Linked DNA regions of Homo sapiens: region 1 is linked to region 2. The links are chromatin loops, found by intact Hi-C in ENCODE. Cell type or tissue: psoas muscle. All regions are shown on one strand. Links, peaks and the distances in the headings refer to the core of each region. The heading gives the core; the rest is flanking DNA. Region 1 holds the start of PRR33 (proline rich 33). Region 2 overlaps TNNT3 (troponin T3, fast skeletal type).

The links. A loop is a pair of places that touch in the nucleus more often than their neighbours do. Peaks named below come from ENCODE experiments on the same cell type or tissue, not always from the same donor. Only the 100,000 strongest peaks of a DNase experiment are listed, where the experiment ranks them.
Region 1: a loop joins it to region 2, with 5 times the contacts of the local background. A loop is called at or near these places in 66 of 110 quality-filtered maps.

The regions. Positions count from the first base shown.
Region 1 is chr11:1,885,519-1,895,767 of GRCh38, reverse strand. LSP1 (lymphocyte specific protein 1) reads right to left here. Exons shown (of 11, transcript NM_002339.3): 8 at 8,902-9,036; 9 at 8,454-8,531; 10 at 8,192-8,294; 11 at 3,505-3,995. The coding sequence ends at 8,205. PRR33 (proline rich 33) reads left to right here and starts at 3,873. Exons shown (of 1, transcript NM_001395380.1): 1 at 3,873-7,690. The coding sequence starts at 5,184. The coding sequence ends at 6,623. RefSeq lists a silencer at 8,395-8,561. In psoas muscle, for the core only: no CTCF peak of the experiment used is centred there; DNase peaks (open chromatin) are centred at 4,687, 5,809, 6,058, 6,357 and 1 weaker place; H3K4me3 peaks cover 880 bases; H3K27ac peaks cover 3,109 bases.
Region 2 is chr11:1,934,739-1,944,840 of GRCh38, reverse strand. TNNT3 (troponin T3, fast skeletal type) reads right to left here. Exons shown (of 16, transcript NM_006757.4): 14 at 9,922-10,012; 15 at 7,838-7,878; 16 at 6,139-6,403. The coding sequence ends at 6,349. Among named protein-coding and RNA genes, the nearest start is that of MRPL23, 7.5 kb to the left of the region's middle. RefSeq lists an enhancer at 8,486-9,083 and a silencer at 9,537-9,725. In psoas muscle, for the core only: no CTCF peak of the experiment used is centred there; DNase peaks (open chromatin) are centred at 5,330, 5,640, 6,210, 6,400 and 3 weaker places; H3K27ac peaks cover 1,097 bases.

The DNA of each region.
Region 1 (10,249 bases), core at 1,474-9,473, 48 kb after region 2:
GGATCTCCATATGCAAAAAGAAAAAGAAGAATAATTTGCATTCGTACCTCACACTATACACAAACATTAACTCAAAAAGGATCGTGGGTCTAAATGTAAAGCTGGAGCCATAAAAACACAGGAGAAAATCTTTATGGCTCTGGATAAGGCAAAGATTTCTCAGACATGATACCAAAAGCACAATTCCTAAAAGAACAAATTGACAAACTGAAATTCATCAAAAATGTTTAAAATTTGCTCTTCAGATGGTTAACGGTGAGAGGACAAGGCCACCAACCAGGAGAAAAATCTTTGCAAATCTATTTCATCAAGGATTGATTCAGAATATATACAAAGAACTCTCACGGTGGCTCACGCCTGTAATCCCAGCACTTTGGGAGGCTAAGGCAGGCGGATCACTTGAGGTCAGGAATTCGAGACCAGCCTGAACAACATGGTGAAACCCCACCTCTACTAAAAATACAAAAATTAGCCCGGCGTGGTGGCAAATGCCTGTAGTTCCAGCTACCTGGGAGGCTGAGGCAGGAGAATCGCTTGAACCCAGGAGACGGAGGTTGCAGTGGGCCAAGATGGCGCCACTGCACTCCAGCCTGGGCAACAAGAGCAAAACTCCATCTCAAAAAAAAAAAGAAAGAAAGAACTCTCAAACTCAACAATAGGAAAACAAATAACCCAATTTTACAGCAACGGGCAAAAGATCTGAACAGATGCTTCCCCCAGCAAGATGTATCAGTGGTGAAGTAGCACGTGCAAAGCTGCACGGCACCCCTGGTGCCGGGAGACACGCAAGCCAAAATCACAGACCGCACCCTCCACGTCTAGGAAGGGCCAAAGTCAGCGAGATGAACCATTCCAACTGCAACAAGAAATGAGAGCTAGGCCGTTTCTGAACAAGTTTCACACACACCTCCCACGGCATCTAGTCGTTTTATTTCTAGGCCTCTCCCCAAGAGTAAAGGAAATGTATGTCCTTCTGAAAACCTGTGTGTGAATGTAAATGGCCACATTACTTTCCATCATTCAAAACTGGAAACCACCCTGATGTCCACCAAGAGACGAACAGATGAGCGGGTTGGGGTGTACCCATGCTGTGGCAATAAAAATGAGTGTTTACAACAGACACAGCAGCAAGCATGGATCTCAGAATAGTTATGCTACGTGACAGAAGTCAGACAAGGAGTGCGTGCGTGCTGCAGGATGCCATTTATGTAACACTGTAAAAAAGCACAAACCCTTGGGTGCAGGGCTCATGCCTGTAATCCCAGCACTCTGGGAGGTGGAGGCAGGGGGGGTCGCTTGAGCCCAAGAGTTTGAAGCCAGCCTGGGCAACATAGCAAGACCTCGTCTCTACAAAAAAAATCAAAAACTTAGCCAGGTGTGGTGGTGGGCACCTGCGGTCCCAGCTACTTGGGAGGCTGAAGCAGGAGGATCCGTTGAGCCCAGGAGGTTGAGGCTGCAAGGAGCTCTCATTGTGCCACTGCACTCCCAGCCTGGGAAACAGAGTGAGGCTCTGACACACACACACACACACACACACACACACTCCCACACTCCCAGCCTGGGAAACAGAGTGAGGCTCTGACACACACACACACACATTCCAGCCTGGGAAACAGAGAACTTGTCACACACACACATACACACAAACACACACACACTCCCAGCCCGGGAAACAGAGTGAGGCCCTATCACACACACACACACACACACTCCCACACTCCAGCCATCCACCCACCCACCTACCCATCCACTCATTCATCCCTTCCTCCATCCATCCTTCCCGCTCTCTGTCCATCCATTCATCTATCCCTTCACCCATCCATCCACCCACCCATCTACCCATCCACTCATCCATCTCTCCATTCATCCATCCACCTATCCATTCACTCACTCACCTATCTATCTATCCGTCCTTTCATCCATCCTTTCATCTACCCATCCACACATCCATCCCTCCATTCATCCATCCACCTATCCATCCATCCACCTGTCCATCCACTCTCATCCATCCCTTCATCCATCCATCCATCTACCCATCCATGCATCCATCCCTTCATTCATCAATCCCTCCATTATCTATCTATCCATCCATCCAACCACCTACCCATCCCTTCATTTATCGCTCCTTCCATCCATCCATCCACCCACCCACCTACCCATTCACTCACTCATCCCTCCCTCCATCCCCCCTCTCTCCCTCTGTCCATTCATCCAGCCATCCCTTCATCCATCCATCCACTCATCTACCTATCCACTCATGCATCCCTCCTTTCATCCATCCACCTATCCATTCACTAACCCATCCATCCATCCATCCAGCCAGCCAGCCAGCCAGCCAGCCATCCTCCCACCCACCCATCCATTCACCCACCTATTCACCCACTCATCCATCCATTAGTCCATCCATCCACCCACCTGCTTACCCATTCACTCATCCATACATCCCTCTATCCATTCATCCATCCCCTATTCATCCACTCACCCATCCCTCCACTCACCCACCCAACCATTCATCCACTCACCCACCTACCCATCCATTCACCTGCTTATCCGTCCACTCATCCATCCATCTATCAATCCATCCATCCACCCACCCACCCACTTACTCATTCACTCATCCATATGTCCGTCTATCCATTCATCCATCCCCTATTCATCCACTCACCCATCCCTCCACTCACCCACCCAACCATTCATCCACTCACCCACCTACCCATCCATTCACCTGCTTATCCGTCCACTCATCCATCCATCAATCCATCCATCCACCCACCCACCCACTTACTCATTCACTCATCCACATATCCCTCTATCCATTCATCCATCCCCTATTCATCCACTCACCCATCCCTCCACTCGCTCATCCAGCCATTCATCCACTCACCCACCTACCCATCCATTCACCCACCTATCTGTCCACTCATCCATCCATTCATCTGATCATCTATCCATTCGTCCACCCACCTACCCATCCATCCATCCACCCACTTGCCCACCCAGCCATTCATCCACTCGCCCACCTACCCATCCATTCACCCACCTATCCATCCACTCATCCATCCATTAATCTATTCATCTATCCATTCGTCCACCCACCTACCCATCCATCCATCCACCCACCCATCCACCCATTTGTCTGTTTTCCAAACCTTCACTGAGCACCTCCTGTGTGGTGTTGGGGGAGGCCCCGAGGTGGATCTTGCCCTCAGTGGGTGCGAAGTCAAGGCACAGAAGTTTATATTGGGCTAGTCCTGGTTGGGGTAGGGATATCACAGACATTCTGGAAAAGGAAGCCCGGACCCCACCCATTGTGTGTGCTCTGACTTAGGCCACCAGAGAGCTTATGTCCTGGCGTCTTATACTGCAAAGGCCATGAGACAGGTCAGACTGCCTGAACCCAGAGGCCACAGCATGCTGTGCAGTGTGGGAATGGGCTGGCCACTGGCCCAACATTTCCATCCTGGCCAGCCCTGCCCCCTTAGTGAGTACAAGACAGCCAGCACATGAGAATACACAGGGAGCTTTATTATACAAAATGGCGGGGTGGGGGGCGGCAAGCAGCGGGGGACGCAGCATCAAGCATCCTGCATGGCCGTTATCAGCCCTTGACCTGCAGTTTCTCCTTGGATCTGGGGGGGTGACCCACCCTCTCTGCACAGGCTGTGCCTCAACCTCCTAACTTCCTAGAAGGCACTTGGCCTCTCCAGGGGTAAGTCCCTTTGGCCAATGATCAGGAGTTTCTTTCCTCCCCCAAGTAACAAGAAGCGGAGCTGGGTGGGGAGGGCGGGGGCGGTGGTCAGAGAGTGGAAGGGCAGAGAGGCTAAAGGGTCCAGGAGCAAAAGGAGGTGGCAGCGGATGGCATCAAAGAGGCGAGGGTAGGTCATGCTGGCAACAGGAAGCAACTTCTTAGCCAGGGCCGGGGGGCGGGTGTCTGGCTGGAATCTCCCCTGGGTACATGGAGGGTGCCAGCCGGCTGGACCTGCAGACCCAGGAAGCTGGAACATAGGCATGGGGTGCAGGGGGCATTAGGCTAGGGTCCAGGGAGGGGCCACAGACCTGCCTCCTGCAAGCCCACAGAGCCTGCTCCCCGAGCCTCTCTCTGCTGGCCTCCCTGCCCTGCCCACACCCCCACTCCACCACAGGAGAAGACGTCCTGCCTCAGAGGCCTGCTTCCCAGTGCGAGCACTTGTGCCCTGGGTCAGGACCTCTGGCTGGAGACCTGACTCCTGGTGGAGGGAAGGCGGCCTGCCTGCCAAGCAGCCTGCCCACCCTGGGAGCTAGAACTGGGGTTCTCGTGGTTCCTGCAGTCCCGTCATCCAGAGGAGGCCGGTAGCTGAGAGCAGTCCTAAGCAGGCTCCTTCCGCCCCCACCCCTCCAGCAGCTCTGTTCTTGCCTTGGCAGAGCCAGCCCCCACCAGCGGCAGCCCCCAGGACTCCCTCCTTCCCCAAACCAGAGAGCCTCTGGCTCGGACAGATGCCATTTGTCAATGTCCTTGCAAACACGTGGTGCCCAGAAACCAGGGTGGGCGGCTTGGCCGGGCCACCCCAGACAGGAGGTCTGCGGGAATATCCCATTTAGCATAGCTCAGCGAAAACTGCTCCCACCTTCCGGCCAATCTACCTCTGATGATGCAGCCTCGGCTTTCCCAAGCCTCTTGGCCGCCACCCCTCACCGCTGGCTCGCAGCGGACGCGCCTGTGGTTGAGCCGGCGACAACAGGGCGCCCCTCACGTGTCTGGGGGCAGCCGCTCTTCCAGCCCTGGGCTTGGCCAGCAGCTGGCCAGGGGCATGCCTGTCACTTGGGGCTCACCCGCGTCTCCGTCTCCCACCCCAGCCCACACGGTGTTGCGGCCTGACCCAGGCTGTGTACTTGGGGCCTGCTTTGTGCTGGGGTGGCATGGAGGACAGAGCCCTGGAGGCAGGTTCTAGCCCCATCCCTGGAGGGACTCGGCCTCTGTGGCCTCATTTCTACACTAGGGTGATGGTGGGGCCACCCCAAAGTCCCCAAGGCACAGTCGAGCTCAGCATGTCCCTGGCAGGTTCTGGGTGCTCAGGAAGCAGAATACTCAGGCCTCCACACCCCTGGCCCCAGGTCCTCCTTGGACCACAGGAGACACAGGCCTCCCACCTCAGGAGGGAGGAGGGCTGGCCTGACCACTGTCCCTCCCACCCTAGGACACAGTCATGCTCATATCGGCTGCGTCGATGGCACCCGAGGTGTGCGGCCCAAGCCTCCAGGGAACCCCTGGACCCCCACCGCCCCTGCTGCCCAAGCCAGGGAAGGACAACTTGCGTTTGCAGAAGCTCCTGAGGAAGGCAGCCCGGAAGAAGATGATGGGAGGCACACACCTCGCTCCACCCAGGGCCTTCCGCACCTCCCTGTCCCCCGTGAGTGAGGCCAGCCATGACCAGGAGGTCACAGCCCCGCACGCTGCTGAGGGCCCGCACCCCGCCGAAGCCCCACGCCTTCCTGAAGCCCCACGCCCCGCCGAGGCTCCCCGCATGGTGGCTGCCCTACCCCGCTCCCCGCACACCCCCATCATCCACCACGTGGCATCACCCCTGCAGAAGTCCACGTTCTCCATCGGCCTCACCCAGCGCAGGATTCTAGCTGCTCAATTCAGGGCCATGGGGCCCCAGGTTGTAGCCTCGGCCCCAGAACCTACCCGGCCCCCCAGTGGCTTCGTCCCTGTCTCTGGGGGTGGGGGCACCCACGTCACCCAGGTGCACATCCAGCTGGCACCATCCCCACACAATGGGACCCCTGAGCCTCCCAGGACAGCCCCAGAAGTGGGATCCAACAGCCAGGATGGAGATGCCACCCCAAGTCCCCCCAGGGCCCAGCCCCTGGTCCCAGTGGCTCACATCCGCCCACTGCCCACCACAGTCCAGGCTGCCAGTCCCTTGCCTGAGGAGCCCCCTGTACCACGGCCGCCACCCGGCTTCCAGGCCTCAGTGCCCAGAGAGGCTAGTGCCAGGGTTGTGGTGCCCATAGCCCCGACCTGCCGCTCGCTGGAGTCCTCACCGCACAGCCTGGTCCCCATGGGCCCTGGCAGAGAGCACCTGGAGGAGCCCCCGATGGCTGGCCCCGCCGCTGAGGCCGAGCGAGTGTCCAGCCCTGCCTGGGCCTCATCCCCTACCCCACCATCAGGCCCTCACCCATGCCCTGTCCCCAAAGTTGCACCCAAGCCCCGGCTCAGTGGCTGGACGTGGCTCAAGAAGCAGCTGCTGGAGGAGGCCCCAGAGCCTCCGTGCCCAGAGCCGCGGCAGAGCCTGGAGCCAGAGGTGCCCACCCCCACAGAGCAGGAGGTGCCTGCCCCCACAGAGCAGGAGGTGCCCGCCCTCACCGCACCCCGGGCCCCCGCCTCCCGGACCTCCAGGATGTGGGATGCCGTGCTGTACCGCATGTCAGTGGCGGAGGCCCAAGGGCGCCTGGCAGGGCCCAGCGGTGGGGAGCACACCCCAGCCAGCCTCACCCGCCTGCCCTTCCTGTACCGGCCTCGCTTCAACGCCCGGAAGCTGCAGGAGGCCACCCGGCCCCCTCCCACAGTCCGCTCCATCCTGGAGCTGAGCCCCCAGCCCAAGAACTTCAACCGCACAGCGACTGGCTGGAGGCTCCAGTGAAGTGGCCAGAATGGCCCCCAGAGCCCAGGACCATGGGATGGACAGAAGAAGGGGCTGAGGCTCTAGCTGGGGGCCCATAGTTGCTGCATGAAGATGCACCAGGGCCCAAGGGGCATGGGGTGCAGGGCAGCCTGGGAAGGGCACATGGGGTGCTGAGGGAAGTCTGCATGGTTAGGAGGGTGGTCAGGTGGACGGGGCAGAGAGGACGAGCTGGAGCCCCTGGGCTGCAGTGGTGTGAGGGGAACAGAGAAGGGGTCTGCGTCGGGATGTAGGATGGGGGCCTTGGGATGAAAACTTTAGGTAAGATGGCAGAGGACTGCATCTACTGACCTAGCCCAGGCTCCTCAGGGGCCTGGGCCTCTCACTGATCCTCCCTTTTGCTGTCACCTTTTGCTGTCAAAGGTTTGGGGCCAGATCTCTGCTTGCTGAGGCATGGGTGCGGTCAGGCTGGCTTGGCCATCGGCGTCAGGAGCAGTCAGCAGTTTTGCTGCCTGTGCTTCCTGATGGCAGAGCCAGATCCTGGGACTAGGGTGCAGGGGGGAGCCCTCAGCCAGCGTGGGACTTGGCACCAATACAAGTGCTCAGGGGCAGGCAGGGAGGGGCTCATCAGGGGTGGAGGAGGGCCCAGCGTGACCTCTCTCTCGGCCCACCTCTGCTTCCCCTACCTGGGCTGACAGCCTGAGGGGGCAGAACTCGAGGGATTCGCTGGTGGGACAGCGAGGGTCTCAGCACTGGCCATGCCCAGGCTTTGACAGCTGGATGAGGAGGGAGCCCTCAGTCCCAACCCTATGGGAACAGCTTGGCCAAGCGGGACAGAGAAGGGGCTGTGGCCCTGGTGGGGAGAGTGGAGGGGCCTACTCAGCAGTCAGCCAGGCTCTGGTGGGGGTGGCCAACCACAGGAGAGGGACACAGAGGTACCAGAAAAAGCCTCTGCCACAGCTGCTTGAGAGTCAGGGTTTGGCAGGGGAAGATGGTAGGAGGACAGCTGCCCCACCCTGTGGTGTGATGGGTGCTGGAAATGGAGCCTGGGGCCCAGGTCACTAATAAATGTGTGTCTCACCATGGCAGGAGTGGCACTGCTCTGTCTGCAGCATGGGATGGGGAGGGCATCAGGACCTCTGAATCGCTCTCGGCTGGGACAGGGAGTAGGACCTAAGTTCCTGCCCCTCTATGGACCCTCAGCATACAGATGGTCAGGGAACCTGGGCTCCATGCCACCTGCTTCCTTCAATGCTAGCCCTGTGGTGGCCAGGCTGCCCCTCACTTCCCTCACGAGCCCTGCTGTGGCTTTTGGGGAGTCCCAGATGGGAGCCTTGAGCTTCCCTAGTGGAGCAGTGGCTGAGCCGGGCTGACTCTAGTGAAATGAGCAGAGAGTTTGAATCTGGTATCAGGTGAGAGAGGCAGCATCTGCACAGGACTGGGAGACTGAGCTGGTCTGGGTTCTGGCCAACTCGGAGTCCACCCTTGTAGCCTGCAACAGGGCTCCAGGCAGCCTCCAGGTTGCCAAGTTCCCAGCACAGTGCACGTGTGTGCACCTCATCCCCTTCTGTGAGTTGCCAGGGACTCACCGAGATGGGACGCCTAGGGAGCCGGGCCCCCTTCCACAAGCACCTTCTCATACTTCCCATGCCCGGTGGCCACAAACTTATACCTCTTCCCAGATGGGGTGCTCTGTTGGGAAAGGAGACCAAGAGTGAAGGTGAGAGCAGCAGAAAGGAGATGATGCTGCCTCCGCCTCTGGGAAGCCCTCCCAGATGCACAGAGGACAGTCCCTCTTTGCCCTCCCCTGCTGCACCCACCCTGCCTGCACCAACCACATTTAGGCTCTACCTTAATTGTTGATGAGGTCTTGGAGCCTCCCTTCTGCTCCCAGAGGCTTTTCTTGCTCATGTCTCCAGCCACAATATCCTGGGGGCAGCAGAAGGGTATGTCACAAGGGCAGACCCCTGGATCTTGGGGAGTAGAAGCCCTGGGCCCTTCTCTCCCGCCTTGCCTTACCTGGCCAGGGGGCCTGGGATCTGCCTACCTAAACTTTTTCTGTGTGATCCCAGTGGAAGAGGCAGGGAAAGGAATAAAGGTGCCATCTACCTCCACTCGGACAACACAGCCTTCTACACCAGCAAGGGTGAACCCAACCCTACTGCAATACCTCAGGGTTCTGTATACCCACATTCATCCTGGACAGTCCCATGCTTGTCTTAACAAGGAAACCCGGCCTGCTACTAAACTCCCAGGCGCTGGCTCTGCAGCCCAGCCTTGCCCCTGGAGGGGACCTTACCTTGCAGGACGGAGTCTTGGCCGCAGACTGAGCCTGTACCTCACCCGTCTCCCACCGACTCTTGGTACTGGCCACAGCCATGCTGGGCAGCTCTATGGAGGCCTGGCGGGCTAGCTTGGGGGTCCGGCCAGCGGTCTGCAGAGGAGGAAAAGCATCAGGATTACCTTAGTGGACAGCCACCGTGGTCACATCAGAGGGTCACACTGGGCAACCGTCTGCTTTGTGTTTGTGTTTTCCCTGGGAGCGCTTTCCCAATGCAGCCCCAGAGTGGGGATCACTGGAAAGATGAGCCTTCCTCCATTCGATGCAGTTGTGAGACACCTCCCTGTCCTGAAGAGCATCAGGGAGATGATGGCGCACAGGACAGATGTGGGTCTGCCTCCATGCTCCTCATGGGGTAGGGCTGGGGGACCATGGGATGGATGGAGGGACATTGAATGGATAGAGGGACAATGGTTAAATTTCAGAGTATTGGTTGGATGGAGGAGCATTGATTAGATGGAGGAGTATTGGTTGTATAGAAAGGTGTTGATAGATGAAGGAATATTGATTGGATGGAGGAGTACTGATTATATGAGGGAGTGTTTGTTAGATGGAGGGGCATTGATTGAATGGAGTAGTATTGGTTGGATAGAGCCGTATTGGTTCAATGAAGGGGCATTGATTGCATGCAACGACGTTGATTGGATAAAGGAGTATTGGTTGGATGGAGGGGCACTGGTAGGATGGAAAGGTATTGACTGGATGGAGGAGCAGTGAATGAATGAAGGAGTATTGATTGGATGGGGAAGTATTGGTTGGATGGAGGAATATTGATAGGATACAGGAGCATTGATAGGACGGAGGAGTACTGGTTGGATGGAGAGGCATTAATTGGATGGAGGAATATTGGTTGGATAGAAGGATGTTGGTTGGATAGAGGAACATTGATTGCATGGAGGAGTACTGGTTGGATGGAGGAGTATTGGTTGGTTGAAGGGGGATTAATTGAAATCAGAAGTATTGCTTGACTAGAAGGGCGCTGATTGGGTGAAGGAGTAAAGTATGGATGGAGGGGCATTAATTGCATAGAAGAGCACTGATTGGATGGAGGAATACTGGTAAGATAGAGGAGTGCTTGTTGGATAAGTGAGTACTGGGTGGATGGAGGGGCACTGGGTGGATGGAGGGGCACTGATTTAGTAGAGTGTTGGTTGGATGGAAGGATACTGGTTAGATGGAGATGTCCTGATTAGATAAAGAAGTATTGGTTGAATAGAAGGGCATTGATTGGAAGCAGAGGCATTGATTGGGTGAAACTATTTTGGTTGGATGGAGGGAAATTGATGGGATAGAAGGCCATTGATTG
Region 2 (10,102 bases), core at 2,103-10,102:
CTCCACCTCGTAGGTTCAAGCAGTTCCCCTGACTCGGCCTCCCGAGTAGCTGGGATTACAGGTGCGGGCCCCCACGCCCAACTGATTTTGTATTTTTAATAAGGATGGGGTTTCGCCACGTTGGCCAGGCTGTTCTCGAACTCCTGACCGCAGGTGATCCACCTGCCTCGGCCTCCCAGAGTGCTAGGATTACAGGCATGAGCCACTGCACCTGGCCCAATAATTGGTCCTTTTTAAGTAGACCTTATCTTTTAGAGGAACTTTGGGCTTACAGAAAAATTGCTCAGGGAGTATACAGAGTTCCCACAGACCCCCTCTCCTTGAGTGCCCCTCCATTATTAACATCTTGCATCGTGTGGTGTGATCTGTTCCAATTGATAAACCAATACTGATGCATTACTATTAAGTCCAGAGTTTACCCCCAGGTTTCATCCTTGCAAAATGTCCTTTAGCCACCACTATGGTGTCACACAGAAGTGTCACTGCCTGAAAAGCTGCCTCTGCCCTGCCTGTGCATTCCTGCCTCCCCCGGCCCCTGGCAGCCCTGGCTCTTTCCACTGCCGCCTTGGCATTGCCCTCTCCAGGCTGTGGTATCATTGGAATCATACAGCACGTAGCCTTTCGAGATTGGCTTCTTGCCATGAGTGAGATGCAGCTAGGGCTCCTCTGGGTTTTTTTGTGGTTTCATAGTGCATTCTTTTCGGGCCGGATATTGTTCCATTGTCTGGATGTACCTCGGTTTATCCCTTTGCCTACGGAAGGACTTCTTGTTTACTTCCAAGTCTCGGCAGTAATGAATAAAGCCTCTGCAAACATGTGTGTGCAGGTTTTAGGGTGGACACAAGTTTTCAATTCATTTGCAGAAACACCCAGGAGGGCCATTGCTGGTTGTATGGTAGGAGGACGTTTGATTTTGTAAGAAACTGCCCCGCGGTCTTCCAAAGTGGCCGCACTGTTTGGCGTTCCCACTGCAAAGGTGGTGCTTCCTGCTGCTCCACGTCCTCAGCAACTTCTCATCGGTGTGTCGGGACATGCTCTTCTGCTTCCACCTGCTAGACCTGAGCCAGGAGCCCCGCTGCAAGGGCAGCCCCTAAACTGAGCTTTGCGAGTCAGGCTGGGGGAGCTGGGGCGTTTTTACAGTGAGGGTCCCTGAAGGGTTTTAAGGGAACGTACGAATTCAGCTGGGAAAGCACTTTCAGCCTGCAGATGAGAATCAGGTCGTGGGGGAGAGGGGCCGTTCACACATACACTCACTCATTCATTCATTCGTACAGAGGGTGGGGGGAGGGGCTGTTCACACACACACTCATTCATTCATTCATTCAGAGGGTGGGGGAGGGGCCGTTCATACATACACTCATTCATTCATACAGAGGGTGGGGGAGGGGCCGTTCACAGATACACTCATTCATTCATTCATACAGAGGGTGGGGGGGAGGGGCCGTTCACACATACACTCATTCATTCATTCATACAGAGGGTGGGGAAGGGGCTGTTCACACATACACTCATTCATTCATTCATTCAGAGGGTGGGGGAGGGGCCGTTCATACATACACTCACTCATTCATTCATTCAGAGGGTGGGGGAGGGGCCGTTCACAGATACACTCATTCATTCATTCATACAGAGGGTGGGGGGAGGGGCCGTTCACACATACACTCATTCATTCATTCATACAGAGGGTGGGGGAGGGGCTGTTCACACATACACTCACTCATTCATTCATAGACTCATTCATTCATCCCGCCAATAAACACACAAAAAGGTGCAAACACTTGTAGCGAAATCACTGTAAGCACAAACCAGTGAGCCACCATGTTCAAATGCAGGTTTTCAAAGATTAGGAAGAAATGGCAACCCCCTTGTTTTACCCAGCACCTACTTGTGCCAGGCCCTGGCTGCAGATCACCGGCTCTCACTGTCCAGGAACCAGACAGCCCAGGGGAGGCCAGACCCAGGCACCAGGATCCCTGGGGCAGAGCAGGCAGGACTCACAGGAGAGGCACAGGCAGCTCAGAAGGGTTGTTGCCAGCCCTTGCCCATCCTGCAGGCCACAGCGTGGACCACAAACCCTCCTTGCCTGCGTCCAGCATCCTCAGACCCTGTGTACCGGCTGGGTGACCATGGCTCTGGGAATGTGGCTTGCTCACATCCACAAAGCCATTGTGCATTACACCAGGATAGAACCCAGAAGACACCACCCCCCCAAACAGCCTGCGGCCCTCCCCAGAGCTGTGATAGACACACCCATTGCCCCAAAATTTTTCTCGTGCCCTGTGTGGCTCCCCATCCCATCCTGGATTTCCCAGTCTCAAGCAAGCAATGTCCTGGTCGGTTTCTGCTTTTGTATGTGTGTGTGTGTGTGTGTGTGTGTGTGTGTGTGTGTGTGTTTTGAGACGGTCTCACTCTGTTTCCCAGGCTGGAGTGTGGAAGTGCAGTGGCACAGCAAGAGCTCCTTGCAGCCTCAAAGCTCCTTGCAGCGCCAGCCTGTGATCACCAGCCACACACGTGGCCACCTGGCTTTTCTCCCAACCAGAAGAGAAGGCCCCCCACCCACATGGGAGGCTGCGTTTGGACAGGACCAGGACAGCAGGCGGGGGTGTGTTGGTGCTGCCCTGACGAAGCCCTTCAGAATCAGCTGCCATTAGAGACTTCTTGTCTCCCCATCAGCCCCTCCCTCTCCCTCCCCCCTCCCTCCCACCTTCCTCCCCCACTCCCTCCCACCTTCCCAGCCAACCTGGCCCCTTTGCTGCAGCAGCAGAGCCCCTCCCAGCACCTGCTCCTGGTGGCCCAGGGCTCAACAGTGCCTCCATTCTAGGAGTCCCATCTTAATCCCAGTTCCCCCCACCATTCTTGGCCTCCTAGGCACCCTGCTCTCGGGTGCCACAAAGAGGGGGTGGCAGAGGTAGTCAGCCTCTCACATGGCGTGGTCGGGGGCCTCTGAGGGTCCACGTGGGCCTTCTTGTGCCCCTGTAGCATGTGGGCTTCCCGGGCCGCAGGGCCTGGGCACGTGCTGACCCCGCACACTTGCCATGCCCTCTTCCCACGGAGGCCTCATTCACCCACCTCATTGAAAACTGCAGCCTCGGCCAGGCACGGTGGCTCACACCTGTAATCCCGACACTTTGGGGGGCCAAGGTGGGTGGATCATTGAGCCCAGGAGTTTAAGTCCAGCCTGGGCAACATGGTGAAACCCCTGTCTCTACAAAAAATAGACAAGTGAGCCAGGTGTAGCGGCGTGCGTGTATCGGTTGCTCATATTTCTGATTCCAGGGCTTGGCTGCTTCTGTCTGTCGCTCATGTTTTCTGCAGGCTGAATTGTGTCCTGCTTAAAATTCTTACCTTGCGGCCGGGCACAGTGGCTCACGCCTGTAATCCCAGCACTTTGAGAGGCCGAGGCGGGTGGATCACCTGAGGTCAGGAGTTGATCAGCTGGCCAACAGGGTGAAACCCTGTCTCTACTGAAAATACAAAAATTAGTCGAGTGTGGTGGTGCGTACCTGTAGTCCCAGCTACGAGGGAGGCTGAGGCAGGAGAATCGCTTGAACCTGGGAGGTGGAGGTTGTAGTGAGCCGAGATCGTGCCACTGCACTCCAGCCTGAGCGACAGAGTGAAATCCGTCTCAACAAAAAAAAAATCATATGTTGAAGCCTTAGTCGCTAATACTTCAGAATGTGACTGTTTTTGCAGATGGAGTCTTTAAAGACATAATTAAATTAAAATGGAGTCATATGGGTGGGTCTTAATCCAATAGGACTGGTGTCCTTATAACAAGAGGAGATGAGGACACAGACACGCACAGAGGGATAGCCCCGTTGGGGACACAGGGAGATGGTGGCATCTGCAAGCCCCGGAGAGAGGCCTCAGGAGGAACCAGCTCCACAGCACCTTGATCTCGGACTCCAACCTCCAGGACTGTGAGAGAATAAATGTCTGTCATTTAAGCTGCCCAGACTTGGTGCTTTCTTATGGCAGCCTGAACAAATTACTTAGGGTGGGAATGTTTTCCTGACGTGTTTTTCCAAGTGTCTTTAATGTATGAATGACATGACTCCTTCTCTGTCATACTTGATTCAAAATATTTTCCCAGTTTTGTCATTTGCCTTATACTTTTTAAAACCACCTTCGTTGAGGGTGTCATTGACACGCAGCCATTGCCATGTTTAAACTGCACGATTCCATCCATCTTAATCTACATAGACAGCCATGAAGCCAGCCCCATCAGGAGACAAACACCCTCATTGCCCCAAAATTGTCCTCGTGCCCTGTGTGGCTCCCCATCCCACCCTGGACCTCCCAGTCCCAAGCAACCAATGCCCTGGTTGGTTTCTGCTTGTGTGTGTGTGTGTGTGTGTGTGTGTGTGAGAGAGAGAGAGACAGCGTCTCACTCTGGTTTCTACGTGTGTGTGTGTCTGTGTGTTTGAGACAGGGTCTCTCTCTGGTTTCTGCGTGTGTGTGTGTGTGTGTGTGTGTGTGTTTGAGACAGGGTCTCACTCTGGTTAGTTTCTGCGTGTGTGTGTGTGTGTGTGTGTTTGAGACAGGGTGTCACTCTGTTTCCCAGGCTGGAATGTGGGCACGCCGGCGTGTGTGTGTGTGTGTGTGTGAGACATGGTCTCTGGTTTCTGCTTGTGTGTGTGTGTGTGTGTGTGTGTGTGTGTGTGTGTTTGAGACAGTGTCTCACTCTGGTTAGTTTCTGCTTGTGCGTGTGTGTTTGAGACAGGGTCTCACTCTGTTTCCCAGGCTGGAGTGTGGGAGTGTGTGTGTGTGTGTGTGTGTGTGTGAGACAGGGTCTCTGGTTTCTGCTTTTGTGTGTGTGTGTTTGAGACAGTGTCTCACTCTGGTTAGTTTCTGCATGTGTGTGTGTTTGAGACAGGGCCTCACTCTGTTTCCCAGGCTGGAGTGTGGGAGTGTGTGTGTGTGTGAGAGAGAGACAGGGCCTCACTCTGTTTCCCAGGCTGGAGTGTGGGAGTGTGTGTGTGTGTGTGTGTGTGTGTGTGTGTGTATGTGTTGTGGGGTCACACACCTCAGATGATGTTTCTTTGTGTGTGTTGTGGGGTCACACACCTGGGATGTTTCTGTGTGTGTGTGTGTTGTGGGGGGTGATGTTTCTGTGTGTGCATGTGTTGGGGGGGATATTATTTGTATGTGTGTGTGTGCGGGGTGATGTTTCTGTGTGTGTGTGTTGTGGGGGGTGATGTTATGTGTGTGTGTGTTGCAGGGTCTGCACATGTGTGTGATGCTATCTGGAGGTTCTGTTTTGTCCTCTGGGTCCTGGCCTTGTCCCCAACCCCATCGCAGACTGAGGGGGCCGTGCTGCTCCCCCCCATCCCCCGCTCCTTGGCCCCCATCCCCGGCAGCAGAACTCCCGGATGTGGCCGCCCGCCCGCCCCTGAGTCTTTCTGGGGGCCGTTCTGGACTCCAAACCTTCCTCTGTGAATATTTTGCTGTACAAGTCTCTGCGTCTTGATCCAATTTCTATGATTTATACTTTCCATAATTTTCTCTGGTCAGGATTTTCAGATTTACGACCCGCGTGCGCTCTGCTGTCCTGCGTTCCGGAGAAGGCTGTCTGTGTCTTCCCTGCCTGCTGTCTGCTGGGAGTGCACTCTCCTGCACTGTTTTTCCCCGACCAGGGCCTGGGGTGCACCCCTCACGCAGGAGCCGCTCCCGCCTGCCTCTGCCTTTCTGGGGGGTGGCAAAGTCTCTTTCGCAGCCCTGCCCTCCTCCCTCACCCCCTCCCGAGGCAAAGTTTCTCTGCCCCCAGTGGATTGACAGCTGGCGCAGATGGCCAGGGTCTGGGGCTGGGGGTGAGGCCTGCAGATCACCCCCTTCTGCACAAAGACCCTATGGGAGTGGAGAGTGGAGGGGCCCTATAGGCTTGCGCGGGGATGGAGCCCACGTTTTAGAGGGAAAAGCTGTGGGCAGCGTCTGATGGGCATCCAGGCACCGCCCTGGCCGTAGCAGCAGGTGGCACGTGCTGGCCAGTGCCCTCCTGAGCTGGCCCTGCGCGTACTGGCCAGTGCCCTCCTGAGCTGGCCCCGCGGATGACCAGGACGCTGTGCCATTGGCTAGCCCCTACCTGCCTCCTCTCGTGTCCTCCGGGGCCCCCATGCAGAAGCAAGTACAGACTGTGAAGGGGGTTCTGCAGCTTTATTCACAGGCCCCAGGGGATGAAGGCAGCAAGGACACAGACGCGGGGGACGCCCCGGGATGGCCTCTCCACCCCCAGGACTGTCAGGGAGCCCCTGACAGGATTGTGGGGGCTGGAGGATGTGGAGTCCCACGAGCGGCCCTGGTGTGCAAGAGGGCGGAGGGTCTCTGCCTCGAGGGGCCTTTCTGGCCTCTCTACTTCCAGCGCCCGCCGACTTTGCCCTTGGCTGGGGTCCCAGCCTTCTTGCTGCTGCAAATGGGAAGCAAGTGATCCTTCAGGGTCAGGGCCTCTGGCCATGCCCCTCCTGGTCCCCCACCCTGGGCGGACTCTCAGCCCGACCCCAGGCTGCTCTCAGGGCACAGGCCCGGCCCAAGCTTGCGGCCCACACCCAGCTTCAGTCCGGGCAGTGCCCACTCACCTGTGCCTGGCGGGCCTAGGTCGTTAGTGTGGTTAGGGGGCTGGCACGTGAGCCCGGGGCACCCTCCCTCTGTCCTCCTTTCTTTGCCTGAGGTACCACTGCAGACAGACCCCTGAGCTGGGGAAGACTGTCTTAGCAGATAATGATATAATCCTAGACGCTTGGCCTTGAAAGAGCTCATGCCCCTCCAGACGGTGGCCTCTGAGGGGCCCAGGAGCCTGCCCCATTTGTCTGAGGTCTTCATGTGGCCACGAGCCGGGAGGAGCTGGGTGCGGGTGAGGGGTGAAGGCGGGTGGAGGACAGGAGTGCTTCGGCCCGCGAGGCCGGCCCCATTCAGACGCGGCTGCTCAGCAGGACACCTGGCTGGCAAAGGCCGTGCCCTCACACACGTTCCTGGGCACTCTCGGCACATGCACACATGCACACACGCAGGCACATGCACACCACGCCGACTGCCCACCCTCAGAGGGGTCTGCAATGACCCCTGACGGCACAACAGGGAGGCCGTGAGGTCACGTGCACCACGGAGGAGCCCGCCCTGGGCGCCGCAGGGAAGCCAAGGCGACAGGAGGAGGGAGAAGAATCCCAGAAAACATCGAAACTCCAAGTAGCCCCCAAACACTGCGATCCTTGGGGAAATGGCACTGGCTGTGCAGCTGGGCTCCATGACAGGATCCCCAGCGTGGCATCGCCGGGGGCACCCTGGGTGCAGCCCCATGCAGGTGGTCGAGTAGCTGTGTCAAGGGATCCCACAGCCCCCAGGGACACGATTTTATGGATGAGGTTTCACCATCCTGAGGAGTCCATGATTTTGCCCAGCGTCACAGAGGGGCTGGTGATGAAGCCCTGACTGCTTAATTCCCTGTCCTAGGTCCCCTTGGAGGGTGGGACACTGGCGGGATACCCTGGGGCCCAGGTTGGCCACACCAAAGGCCCCCCGAGTAGCCCCTTCTAGGGGTCCCCTGGCTGCCCTCTCCCTGCAGCCAGTGCCAGACTCGGGGCGAGGGCGTGACAGGCAAGCCCCATTGGGATCCCTCCTCCTGACTCTGCCACCCCCCAGGGCTCCCCTGCGTGCAGGAGAGGGAGGAGGCTCCGGGTCCCTGGCCACAGGCCTGCGCATGCTGGCCTGGGTGGCCTGGCCGGGTTAGTCTCGTTACTGCCCTGCCGAGGCCAGCCACCACCGGCCCTTGTTAGGGACTGGCTACAGCGGCTGGCCCCAAGGGCCCCTGTGCCCAGTGCGGAGCGAGGACGGCAGGGCTACTCACTGCTTCTGGGCCTGGTCAATGCGGCTCCTGAGCGTGGTGATCTGTGAACAACATGAGTGACTCACTGCGACGACCCGAGGGCCAGGCCTGCGTGTACTGGGTGAAGGCCTGTCTCCACCGCAGGGTGGGCTGGGCTGCGCGACCCAGGGCTGCTGGGCCCCCATGAGGGCTCCTCGGCTCCCTTACTGTCTCCTGGCTCCTTGTGCAGGGGGACACCGTCCCGTGGCCCCTGGGCTCATGCCTGGACTTACTCTCGCCAGCCTGTACTGGCCTGGACTGCCACACACAGCAGCCCGTAGCTGGCCACTTACCTTCAGCCTGCGGCAGGATGTGGGGCGGGGGGTACGGAGCACGGATGGGGCTGGGGAGGGGTTGCAGGTGAGGCCTGCGGACCCCTCCTTCTCAGCTCCAGCTCCCTTCAGCCGCTGAGCTCAGAGCTCCGAACGGCCCTGCTGCTCCTGGGCCAGCCGCTCCCGCCCTCGTGCCTGTGCCCAGGGGCACTCTGTGGCCGCTGCTGGCTTGAGGCGGAGCTCCTGGGAAGGTGGGGGCCCTTCCTCGCTTGCCAACAGGGCAGCGGCCACTGGGAAGCCCCCGGCTGCAGGCACGAGGGGAGAGCGGGGGCAGGAGGAAGGCTCCAGGCCCCCTGCCGCCAGCATCCTGAGCGATCCAGGTTTTTGCCATGCGAGAGGTTCACCTCACCGTGCAACGCACACCCACGGGCCTGGCCCAGGGCGGACCCGGCTACTTACAACTTGGCCAGCATCTGCACTCTGGCCCGGACATTCATGATCTAGAAAGACCAAGATGGTTACAAGGCTGGATGGGCGGCTGGGGCATCGAGGCCCGGCTGTGGGCTAGCTTGGCCTGGTGATGGCCCTCCAGGCTCTGGAGCCCCTGGGGGCCCGCTGTGGCCGCATCTATCCAAAGCCAGTGGGTCCCTGATTCAGCTCTGGGAACACAGCATGGGAAGGACCTGGGTCCTGTGCCGTGAAGCCCGTCTCAGGGCCAGCCCCTCTGGGAGAGCCCCAAGGGTGAGGTCAGGGCTGTCCCTCATGCCTGGACCCCCTGGGGACAGCTCTGGGAGGGAGTGTAATCGCCCTGCCTCTGTCGGAGGGGAGCTCGTGGAAGCTCAGGTGGAACAGGTGGCCTGCCCAGAACCCCCGAGAAGGAGCTCGGATTTGCCCGGCTGGCTTGGACTGGTCGCCCCACACCTGCTGCACCTGGGTAGAGCACAAGCCCCGTGGGCACAGCCGCCCTCCCCTGGGGCCTCTGGCGGTGCTGGAGGGTGGACATCGTGGCCCTGATGGTGATGCTGGAGTGTCTGCATTTGCCCCGAGCACGTGGATCACCCATGGCTGCGCCCCTCACCCCTCGCCCCTGGAGCCCAAACGGGTGTTTGGGAGGGTGGGAAGCAGCTTGGCTTCCACCCTAGCTCCCACATTGTACCCCAGTCCCTGAGGCCGCCCGGGCAGGCTGCCTTCCCCAGTCCCAGCTTTGCCTGCGGTGATAGTGCCTGCATGGGATGGTGGCTCTGCTCCGTCCCAGACGGGCACAGTCCCAGGCCCCTTTTCCCAGCCACAGGGTGCAGTGTGTCACCCCTCTCTGTCTGCCCTGAGGAAGCAGGTGTCCGGGGCCCTGGTGGAAGCCAGAGTCTGGGTTTGTGGAGGAGGCTCTGTCGAAAGGACGCCCCACACCAGACGGACTCGGTGCCCCGGGGCCGAGCTGGGTGATGATGGGGACTTTCTATAAGCTTAAAGGGGTTCCGAAAATGAACCCTGAGTCCACTTGGCCATGGCTGCTCTGCCACGACAGTCCTTTTGGCAGGGGTAACCAAGGCCGCCCAAAGGGGCCAGGTTCATCGCTCAGGGCGCTGCATGGCCAGCCAGGAGGACGGGCTCTGGCCACAGTCCCCAGCAGGAAAGCAGCCTCAGCCAGGGGTCCGTGGCAACAGCCTGTTTGGGCCTCTCAGGGTCCAGGTCCCTGGGGTGGGCAGGTCCAGAGTTTGGTAGGGACGCAGGGAGATGGCTGCTCTGCTGGTGGGTGAAAGCCGCTAGGGCCCCAGGGCCGGAGGTGCCGGGACTCACGTCATATTTCTGGCGTTTCAGCTTCTCCCCAAACTCGAACTTGTCAATCTCCAGCTGGTGCAGGGTCTCCCAGAGCTCCTTGGCCTTGTCCCTGGGGCAGAGGAAGTGGTGAGGCTTCGTTGAATAAGCCCCAAAGGCAGGGCCAGGCCCCTGGAGTCCTCCTGCAGCCACTGGGGAGCAC